Linked DNA regions of Homo sapiens: region 1 is linked to region 2. Evidence: read pairs that join two places in POLR2A ChIA-PET (ENCODE). Cell type or tissue: PC-9. All regions are shown on one strand. Each heading gives the region's core, and the rest is flanking DNA. Links, peaks and the distances in the headings are about the cores only.

Region 1 (5,388 bases), core at 185-5,184, 520 kb before region 2:
GTTTTGCTGATAAGATATATGATAACTTCCTCTCTCACTCTCTCGCTCTCTCTCGCTCGCTGTCTCTCATTTTTTTAAGAGACAGCATCTCACTATGTTGCCCAGGCAAGCAATCTGCTTGCCTCGGCCCCGCAAAGTGCTGAGATTAAAGGCAAGAGCCACTGTGCCCAGCCCAAGATAACTTTATAGGCAAACTTTTTTCTCCCTCTCCAGAAGCTTTCTGAAGTTCTACTTTGGGATGCTGAAATCTGTCTAGGGTATGTCTGATAAAGATATTTTGCTTGTTCTGCTGGGCACTTATTTCAACAAGCATTTTTAAAAATCACTTTTCAGACTTTTTATACAGTAAAATTTATTCTTTCTAGAATATGGTTCTATGGGTTTTGATAAACACCTGTAGTCAAGTAACCACGACCATGATCAAAATGTAGAACATTTCATCACTCAGAGTGACCCCTTTGTGATGAACCAGGCCCTATCCTCGCCCCTGGCCCATGTAAATTACTAATTTCAACAGATTTTATTTTTACTTCTTCAGTAGGTCTTTGATTATTTTTGATTTCCATTTTTTGCCTTGCCAATTTTGTTCTTTGGTGAACTAGACTGTGTTGTAATATTTAACATAATATGATGTAATATCCTTTGAATGTTTTCTGTTCATGAATTATCTGTTTGAAGGTTTCTCATCCGTGAATTATCTGTTTCTCCTAGGGCTAGTGTGTTCGCTTGTGCTCAGATTCTGCCTCGCTTTCTATTTACATCTTTGTCCTTTCCTTTCTTGCTGTTGGATTTCCTTAAATGACTGGGTGGTCATTGGCTGTCTGTTCATTTTTATGGACAAGGAGGAGGCTGAATAGTATAGGTGGCCAAATGGGTTTCCACTGCAGCTGGAAAGGTCTGATTCCTGAGCAGGTCTTAAAGGTCTTGGCTGGGATGGGCAACTATGGGCTTCTACAAGTGCTGCCAGTGGCCAGGGATGTCAACAGACCAGCTTCCCTGTGGTGCGTAGGTGGGAGTGGCTAGGGTGAACCCCTTATGTTCTTGGAACAAACAAACAAAAGCAGGGAGGCTGTATTTTGGGGTCATGAGCTTTAGAACATCTTACCCTTGGGTAGTGTTGGCTCCCCCTTCCAGCGTCAGGTTTGGAGATCCACAAGTCACCTCCAGGCCTGCCTTCCTCATCTCAGGCCACAAGACAAGGTGTGTCCCCACAATAGGCAGGTGGCTCACTCTATTCAGAGACAGGCCTAGGTCTATGCTGGGGTATAAATACCTCTCCTGCCAGAGGAACGTGCTTTGTTTAGAGGTAGTAAATGAGAAGGCAAGGGACCTGAGTAGCCAGCTGATGCTGATCACACCTCTTTGAATAGCCTGGTCATTGTGGCTTTGGTGACATTTCCAGAGTCCCCTTCTGTCTGGTATTTTTGGCTGTTGTGTTCTTTCATCATTGTGTTTCTGTCTGTTAACTATCAGCTAAGGTATCTTCCTTTTGTCTCTACCATCAATGCTTTTATTATTTTAAACAATCTCTTCCTCTGTATGTGCAACCTGAAAAGATATTGCAAATAGGATTACTTTTGCAAATTGTTAATACCCTACAAAATTGCTTTAGAAATTTTTTATTTTTATTTTTTATTTTTTTTGAGACGGAGTCTCGCTGTGTCGCCCTGGCTGGAGTGCAGTGGTGCCATCTCGGCTCACCGCAAGCTCTGCCTCCCGGGTTCACGCCATTCTCCTGCCTCAGCCTCCCGTAGCTGGGATCACAGGCGCCCACCATCATGCCTGGCTAATTTTTTTTTTTTTTTTTGTATTTTTAGTAGAGATGGGGTTTCACCGTGTTAGCCAGCGTGGTCTCGATCTCCTGACCTCGTGATCCACCGGCCTTGGCCTCCCAAAGTGCTGGGATTACAGGCGTGAGCCACCGCGCCCGGCCAGAAATTTTTTATTTAACACACATTTAAAAATATTTCAGCTGGGCTTCGAGTGGGAGGTGCTTCGTTTGCCATTTGAGTTGGAAGTGAATATATATGATTTTAAAGGTAATAAGTGTATTTCTTTTAAAATATGGGGCCTAGTTCAGACCTTCCACAAAATTCTTCCTATGCTATTAACCTGTGATGGAAAAAGTTTAAAGCTGGACATCTTTCTCCTCATGCAAGACACTGAACACAGCAGAAGTATAACGACCTATTGAGTTTAATTTAATTATATAATAAATGACCAGGAAAACGTGTATTTAAAGAAGAGTGCATATATTTTGTAGTTAGACCCTGCTTTGAGGTATCTAGGGAAGAAAAGTGATTTGAGTTGCTTGGAAGAGGTGAGGAGAATAGTCAGGGACACAGTAGTTGGCATTGTTCATGATATTTAGTTCATTTTCTTTAACACATACTGGTATAAAAGATACTGATTTGGGGGTAATTTTCTCCCCTGCCTTCATTCTGTTCTATCCTGAAAAATCATATTTAAATGAATTTAATGTACAAAATTTAGTACTTAACAAATTGACATGCATTAGACAGTTTCTCCCTCTCCCCAAGGCTAGCTTTCTAGTTCCATAGTGGAGACCAATAGTTAGATTTTGGTCTGTTGACACTGCTTTTATGTACAGAAAGTTAGGAAATAACTAATCTGCAAATTGTCCAATAAGTAGAGTCTATAGGTTACAAAGAGATTTGTCCTGTGGTTCAGGATGTTTGGTAGCAGTTGCCTGGATATCTGTGTTGAGAAGAATGTTGTATCTTTTCTGGACTCTGCAGAGAAACGTGATGAGTAATGTCTGCCCTGAGGACATTAGACAGCACATGAGCTAAGCATAGATCATTATGCCAGTGGTAGTGGTGGTTCTTATAATTATTATTATTAGTTACTAGTTTCTCAGAGTTTATTTAGCTTATTATTTTTTACCATAAGTGTATCTGTGAGACTATAATGTTTTTATGGAAAATATATAACTGAATAAAACACTACATTTTTAGTTTTGTGTAGGTCTTTTTTAAGAAATAGAATTATTTTATGCTTTCACCCACTCTTTAGGTTTTAATTATTTTTAATCACCTTGCACACTTACTATAGGTACAATATTTATTACTACCTTTAACAAAGGAATGGAACGTGATCTTTCTTGTGTTTCAAATATTCTGTTTTCTTATAAACTTAGTTTTGATATTTTTCAGGCTATAATCATGTCTTAGATACTTGAGTCCCAAATCTGCCTGTGTTCCTTTTGACTGTAATTAATAGTGCCGTTTGGTGTTCTGGGGTACAAATCATAGGGCTGCTCAATGTCACACATTTCCTTGTTTGTATATTCCCTTGATCAATGTCATCAACAGCGTAAGGACTAGAGCCTTTACCATAAGCTCATATTCATATTTTTCTTAAACAATGTGTGTGTGTGCATGTACATGTGTAGGTGAGTGTTAATTTCTCACCTTTTAAACCATAATTCAAAATCTAGGTGACATGTTCCAATAGCTGATAAGCATTTCATAGTATGGTAGGTCAGGTTTACCATGTAATGTCTTTGATAATGCCTCCTTTTATATGAGAGAAGTTTCAATGGAGTCCTGCTGAGGAAGTAAATCAACAGGGGGCAAGTAGTTTGACCCTTCCAGCCAGAGAGAGAATTTGGTAAGTTTTTAGACAGGTTACTGACTGCCCTTTAGAGGTTCTGTAACTCCTTTCAGCTGGGGCTTGTATTTCATGTGTGAGAGGGCTACATTATCATAATCCATTTTTTGTTTTTATGTTATCTATCAGCAGCTCTTATAAGGCTGCTTTCTGAAGGGTATTCCCCATTTACTTGCTGTAATTCACCTTCTTTATTTCTTTAATCATGAAATTGATGTTTTGCAACCAGAGGGAGGCATTATATGTAAGTTGTTTGTGGAGGTGATACAGGGAAGAAAATTAGTGGTAAAATTAAGAACAAAAAATGGCGGTGGAAGGAAATTCATGAATAGACATCGCCTCAGTGCCATAGGAAGATGTGCTCAAGAAGCGTGTTAGACCCGAAGATCCTGGAAGAATGTCAGGCTCATGATAATTATAATTATGATATGTCTGTGGCTGATGCTGAAAAGTGCTCATGACACACTAACAAGTTTTTACTTAAGTGATTCTATTTGGTAGAAAATACCCAGATTTACCCTAACATGTAAAAAAGGTACTATCTTAAAATGTGTCTACCTATTAAACAGTGATTCCTCAGGCAGTCCTCAAACTGAAATCAGTGGAAATGTGTAAAATTGTTGATGCACTCATGTTACCATCTGAGTCTTAAAACATTTGACGTATTTTTTTATTTATACAATTTTACACACCTGAAAAGATAATGCAAATAGGATTACTTTTGCAAATTGTTAATACCTTACAAAATTTCTTGGAAATTTTTATTTAAATTTTTAAACATCCTTTTTTATTCAAGGGAAAAAATTCCAGCCTATCTCATTCTCTCATATAATACGCCATTTTCCTTAACAGTTCTTTTTCTAAATTTTTATTTTGTGAGTACATAGTAGGTATATATATTTGTTGAGTACATGACATATTTTGGTACAGGCGTGCAATGCATAATAGCATGGAGAATGGGGTATCCATCTTCTCAAGCATTCATCTTTTGTGTTACAAACCATCCAATTATAGTCTTACAGTCCTTTTAAAATGTACAGTTATTATGGACTATAGTCACCCTGTTGTGCTACCAAACACTAGGTCTTATTCATGCTTTCTATTTTTTGTGCCCATTAACCAACTCCCATCTCCACCTCCTTGCCACTACCCTTCCCAACCTCTGGCAACCATCCTTCTACTCTCTATCTCCACAAGTGTAATCGTTTTGAATTTTAGATCCCACAAATAAGTGAGAACATCAATGTTTTTCTTTGCCTGGCCTATTCCAATTAACATAATGACCTCCAGTTCCATCCATGTTGTTGCAGATGACAGGATCTCACTCTCTTCTGTGGCTGAATATACACAACTCCATTGTGTATATGTACCACATGTTTTTATCCATTCATCTGTTGATGGACACTTAGGTTGCTTCCACATCTTGGCTATTGTGAACAGTGCTGCAACAAACATGGGAATGCAGACATCTCTGAGAATCTAATGTCCTTTCTTTGGGGTATATACCTAGCAATGGGATTGCTGGATCATATGGAAGATCTAGTTTTTTTGAGGAACCTCCAAACTGTGCTCCATGGTAGTTTTATTAATTTATGTTTCCACCAACAGTGTAGAGGGTTCCCTTTTCTCCATATGCTCAACAGCATTTGTTATTGCCTGTTCTTTGGATAAAAGCCATTTTAACTGGGGTGAGATGATATCTCACTGTAGTTTTGAATTGCATTTCTCTGATGATCAGTGATGTTGAACTTCTTT
Region 2 (5,388 bases), core at 213-5,212:
CCTAGACAACACAGCAAAAGCTCATCCCTACAAAAAAATTAGCTAGGCATGGCTGTGCACACCTGCAGTCCCAGCTACGCAAGAGGCTGAGGTAGGAGGACCACCAGAACCCAGGAGGGGGAGGCTGCAGTGGGCTGTGACTGTGCCACTGCACTCCAGCCTGAGCAACAGAATGAGACACTGCAAAAAAAAAAAAAGAGAAAACTGAAAAAAAAATATGCTAATCATACAAAACTAGTAAACATAATTTACTGTTTACCAACATCATGTTGGTAAAGAATATTTGAGGTAAAAGTTTTCTTAGAGTTCATTTACTTGGCTGCCATAATTGAAGTACTTTTTTACATAATCACTGAAAAGGCTCTAACTAAAATCATCAACACGTACCTTCAAGTACCATCAATATGGACAAAAAACCCTTATAATTTAAAATACTTATAACTTAAGCCGGACACAGTGGCTCACGCCTGTAATCCCAGCACTTTGGGAGGCTGAGGTAGGTGGATCACCTAAGGTCAGGAGTTCGAGACCAGCCTGGCTAACATGGTGAAAACTTGTCTCTACTAAAAATACAAAAATCAGCCAGGTGCGGTGGCACATGCCTGTAATCCCAGCTACTTGGGAGGCTGAGACAGGAGAATCGGCTTGAACCTGGGAGGTGGAGGTTGCAGTGAGCTGAGATTGTGCCAGTGCACTCCAGCCTGGGCGACAGAGCGAGACTCCATCTCAAAAAAAAAAAAAAAAAAAAACTTATAACTTCATTTTAATATCCTTATAAACTTAGTAAACTAACCTGTGTCCTGTTAAACTCTCCCAAAAAGTGATGGCCCCATCAGTTCCACAAGTCATAACCCATGCATGAGGTACTCCTTTTGCCTTGGTCCCAACACAAACAAAGGCTTCTAATCCATATCCAAGAAGAAGGCTGCACAGAAGGTTAGCGTGATCTTCACAGTCACCCTGGAAGATAAATTAAAATGAAGTATTCATTCTTCCATATTATTTCCTCATTACATACTTAAATACTAAATTATAATAAAAATTTATTGGCTGGGCACAGTGGCTCACGCCTGTAATCCCAACACTTTGGGAGGCCAAGGCGGGTGGATCACATGACGTCAGGAGTTCAAGACCAGCCTGGCCAACATAAGGAAACTCTGTCTCTACTAAAAATACAAAAATTAGCCGGGTGTGGTAGCACACACCATTAGTCCCAGCTACTCAGGAGGCGAGGCAAGAGAATCACGTGAACTTGGGAGGCGGAGGTTGCAGTGAGCTACAATCGCGCCACTGCATTCCAGCCTCAGCAACAGAGTAAGACTCTGTTTCCAAAAAAAAAAAAAAATGTTTATAAAGAACTCACACAACACAGAAAGAAAAGTAGAACATTTTTTTTTTTTTTTTTTTTTGAGACAGGGTCTTCCTCTGTCACCCAGGCTGGTGACATGATTCATAGCAGCCTTGACCTCCTGGGCTTAAGTGATTTCCCCATCTCAGCCTCCCAAGTAGCTGGGACTAAAGGTGTGCACCATGACACCTAGCTAATTTTAAAATTTTTTTTGTATAAACAGGGGTCTTACTGTGTTACCCAGGCTGCTCTTGAACTCCTGGGCTCAAGTGATCCTCCTGCCTCAGCCTCCCAAAGTGTTGGGATTACAGGCATGAGCTCCTGTGCCCAGCCTGGAATATTTTAATAGATTAATAGCTGAAGTACATGAACAAACAAGCAAACAAGTCATACAGCAAGAAATGCAAATAAATGGAAAACACTCAACCAATGACTGATAGTATCTATATGTGATAATTTCAAGAAAATACATACATAAGAAAAATGACTGGCAAGAACAACAACAAAATGCCAACAATGGTTATTACTGGGGAGGTTATATATAATTTTCCACTCTTTTTCCAGATTTTCTTTGGTTATATTACTTTCAATTTTAAAAAGTTATAAAGACCTATAAAAAAATAGAAAATATTAGCTGGGTATGGTGGTGTGTGCCTGTAATCCCAGCTACTCAGGAGGCTGAGGCAGGAGAATCGCTTGAACCTGGGAGGCAGAGATTGCAGTGAGCTGAGATCGTGCCACTGCACTCCAGCCTGGACAACAGAGTGAGACTCTGTCTCTAAAAAAAAAAAGAAAAAAAGAAAAGAAAATATCTGATACTGTGTTCTGTGAAAAAAATTACCAAGATATTAAACACTATGGTTACAATTTCGTATTTAAGTGTAGGAAGACTACACGCGAAAGCAAAAATAACTATTTGAGTTGAGTGTCCGAATGAAGAAATTTCTTTTTTTTTTCCTCTCTTTTGAGATAGGGTCTAGTTCTGACACCCAGGCTGGAGTGCAGTGGCATGATCTCAGCTCAATGCTGCCTTGACGTCCTCAGCTCACTGCAGCCTTGATGTCCCCAGCTCAAGTGATTCCCCCGCCTCAGCCTCCTGAATAGCTGGGACCACAGGCACTCATCACCAGGCCCAGCTATTTTTTGTGTTTTTGTAGAGACAAGGTTTCACCAAGTTGCCCTGGCTGGTCTCGAATTCCTGGACTCAAGCAATCCGCTTGCCTCAGCCTCCCAAAGTGCTGGGACTACAGGCATGAGCCACCTTACCTGGCCAAGAAATTTCTTTCTCCAAAAAATTGGATTTGGTGGTGCTAAAGTTTTTTAAAAAAAATTAACTGTAAGAAAACAAATAGCATTTTATAGTTCTTCAAGTGGCTTTACAAAAATGTAATAACCAATCTTTTATTTTTTAATTTACTTTTTTCTTTTTTGAGACAGAGTCTCGCTCTGTCACCCAGGCTGGAATGCAGTGGCATGACCTCGGCTCACTACAACCTCCTCCTCCCGGGTTCCAATGATTCTCAGCCTCCTGAGTAGCTAGGACTACAGGCGTGCACCACCACACCCAGCTAATTTTTGTATTTTTAGTAGAGAGAGAGTTTCATCATGTTGGCCAGGTTGGTCTTGAACTCCTGACCTCAAGTGATCCACCCACCTCGGCCTCCCAAAGTGCTGCGATTACAGGCATGAGCCACTGCGCCTGGCTTAATCAACCTTTTAGACCCAATTATTTCTGAGATTTTGTCCTAAAGAAAATTCAGAAGTAAAATAAAAATATCTGCAAAGATAGTCAGTGTGAAAGTTCATTCATGGCAACATTAAAAAATTTAAAATGAGCTTAACTTTATGGCCAGGTGTGCCAGCTTTTGCCTGTAATCTCAGCACTTTGGGAGGCTGAAGCGGGCAGATCACTTGAGGCCAGGAGTTTGAGACCACCCTGGCCAAGAAACCCCATCTCTACTAAAAATACCAAAAAAAAAAAAAAAAAAGCCAGGCATGGTGGCTCCATGCCTGTAGTCCCAGCTACTCAGGAGGCTGAGGTAGGAGAATTGCTTGAGGCTGGGAGGCGGAGGTTGCAGTGAGTCGAGATCGTGACACTGCACTCCAGCCTGGGCGACAGAGCGAGACCCCGTCCTAAACAAAAACAAAAGAAAACAACAACAACAAAACCACTGAATAAAAAAAAAAGAGCCTAACTTGGCAGTTCCTACAATAGGGAAATAGTTAAATGTATTTTGTATATTGACTCAAGGAAACTTAAAACACTCATTAAAAAACGGAAATCAGCACTTTAGGAGGCAGAGGCGGGCAGATCACCTAACGTCAGGAGTTCGAGACCAGCCTAGCCAACACAGTGAAACCCCATCTCTACTAAAAATACAAAAATGAGCTGGGGGTGGTGGCGGGCACCTGTAATCCCAGCTACTAGGGAGGCTGAGGCAGGAGAATCGCTTGAACCCAGGAGACGGAGGTTGCAGTGGGCCGAGATCATGCCATTGCACTCCAGCCTGGGCGACAAGAGGAAAACTCTGTCTCATTTAAAAAAAAAAGGAAATCAGAAAGACTGTAGCAACACATAGAAAAATGTTCATAGCATAATGCTTAATTATAAAGCAAGATACAAAAATTTATTTACAATTATAATTATGAAATAAATGATACATATACAGCAGAAAAAATATAAAAAGAAATAATAAACTAGGAATAGAATTATAGGTAAAGTTTCACCATTACTGTTGTAATGCTGTTGTTTGTACAGTAAAAAATCTAAATATATATATGATATATATCATATATATGATATCATATATATATGTATTTTTTTTTGAGACAGAGTCTTGCTCTGTCGTCCAGTTTGGAGTGCAGTGGCGCGATCTCAGCTCACTGCAACCTCCACCTCATGGGTTCAAGTGATTCTCCTTTTTTTGTGTTTTTAGTAGAGATGGGGTTTCACCGTATCAGCAAGGATGATCTCGATCTCCTGACCGTGTGATCCGCCCGCCTCAGCCTCCCAAAGTGCTGGGATTGCAGGCGTGAGCCACCACACCTGGCCCATGCCTGGGTAATTTTTATAGTTTTTTAGAGAGAGGGATTTTGCCATGTTGCCCAGGTTTGTCTGGAACTTCTGGGCTCAAGTGATTTGCCCACCTTGGCCTACCCAAGTGCTGGAATTGCGGGCATGAGCCACCATGCCTGGCCTGCTGTCACCTTTATTTATTTTTTTTGAGACAGAGTCTCGCTCTGTCACCCAGGCTAAAGATAGTTTTTTGTTTTTTTTTTTTGAGATGGAGTTTTGCTCTTATTGCCCACACTGGAGTGCGATGGCGTGATCTCGGCTCACTGCAACCTCCACCTCCCAGGTTCAAGTGATTCTCCTGCCTCAGCCTCCCAAGTAGCTGGGATTACAGGAGCCCGCCACCATGGCTGGCTAATTTTTGTATTTTTTCAGTAGAGATGGAGTTTCTCCATGTTAGCCAGGCTGTTCTAGAACTCCCGACCACAGGTGATCCACCCTCCCCGGCCTCCCAAAGTGCTGGGATTACAGGCGTGAGCCACCGCGCCTGGCCTAAAGATAGTTTTACTTGTTTGTTATCATACTATCAACATTTTTAGAACACAGATTAGGAAATATCCCATAATCTATAAAATTAGTTTACTAAAATCAAGTCATTCAAAAAGTGTAATTAAATATACATTTGTATTTAAATACAAACTAAACAAACTAAATAGCATGCAATTCAAGATTTTTTTCTATTTTAATATTTTTTCTATATTAATTTTGTACTGCCATTTTCTCTTTTTTTTTTATGGAGTTTCGCTCGTTGCCCAGGCTGGAGTGCAATGGCGCGATCTCAGCTCACCACAACCTCCGCCTCCCAGGTTCAAGCAATTCTCCTGCCTCAGCCTCCTCAGTAGCTAAGATTACAGGCACGTGCCACCACACCACGCTAATTTTGTACTTTTAGTGGAGACGGAGTTTCTCCACGTTGGTCAGACTGGTCTTGAACTCCTGACCTCAGGTGATCCACCCACCTCTGCCT

What was found. ChIA-PET counts read pairs that join two places held together with the same protein. Peaks named below come from ENCODE experiments on the same cell type or tissue, not always from the same donor. Only the 100,000 strongest peaks of a DNase experiment are listed, where the experiment ranks them.
Region 1: POLR2A ChIA-PET joins it to region 2 with 7 read pairs; 2 of 35 experiments call an interaction of 5 or more read pairs at or near these places.

The regions. Positions count from the first base shown.
Region 1 is chr18:12,156,901-12,162,288 of GRCh38, forward strand. It overlaps a transcript of ANKRD62 not described here. Among named protein-coding and RNA genes, the nearest start is that of C18orf61, 41 kb to the right of the region's middle. In PC-9, for the core only: no CTCF peak of the experiment used is centred there; a DNase peak (open chromatin) is centred at 2,721.
Region 2 is chr18:12,679,869-12,685,256 of GRCh38, forward strand. CEP76 (centrosomal protein 76) reads right to left here. Exons shown (of 12, transcript NM_024899.4): 9 at 794-960. It also overlaps a transcript of PSMG2 not described here. Among named protein-coding and RNA genes, the nearest start is that of CEP76, 20 kb to the right of the region's middle. In PC-9, for the core only: no CTCF peak of the experiment used is centred there; no DNase peak of the experiment used is centred there.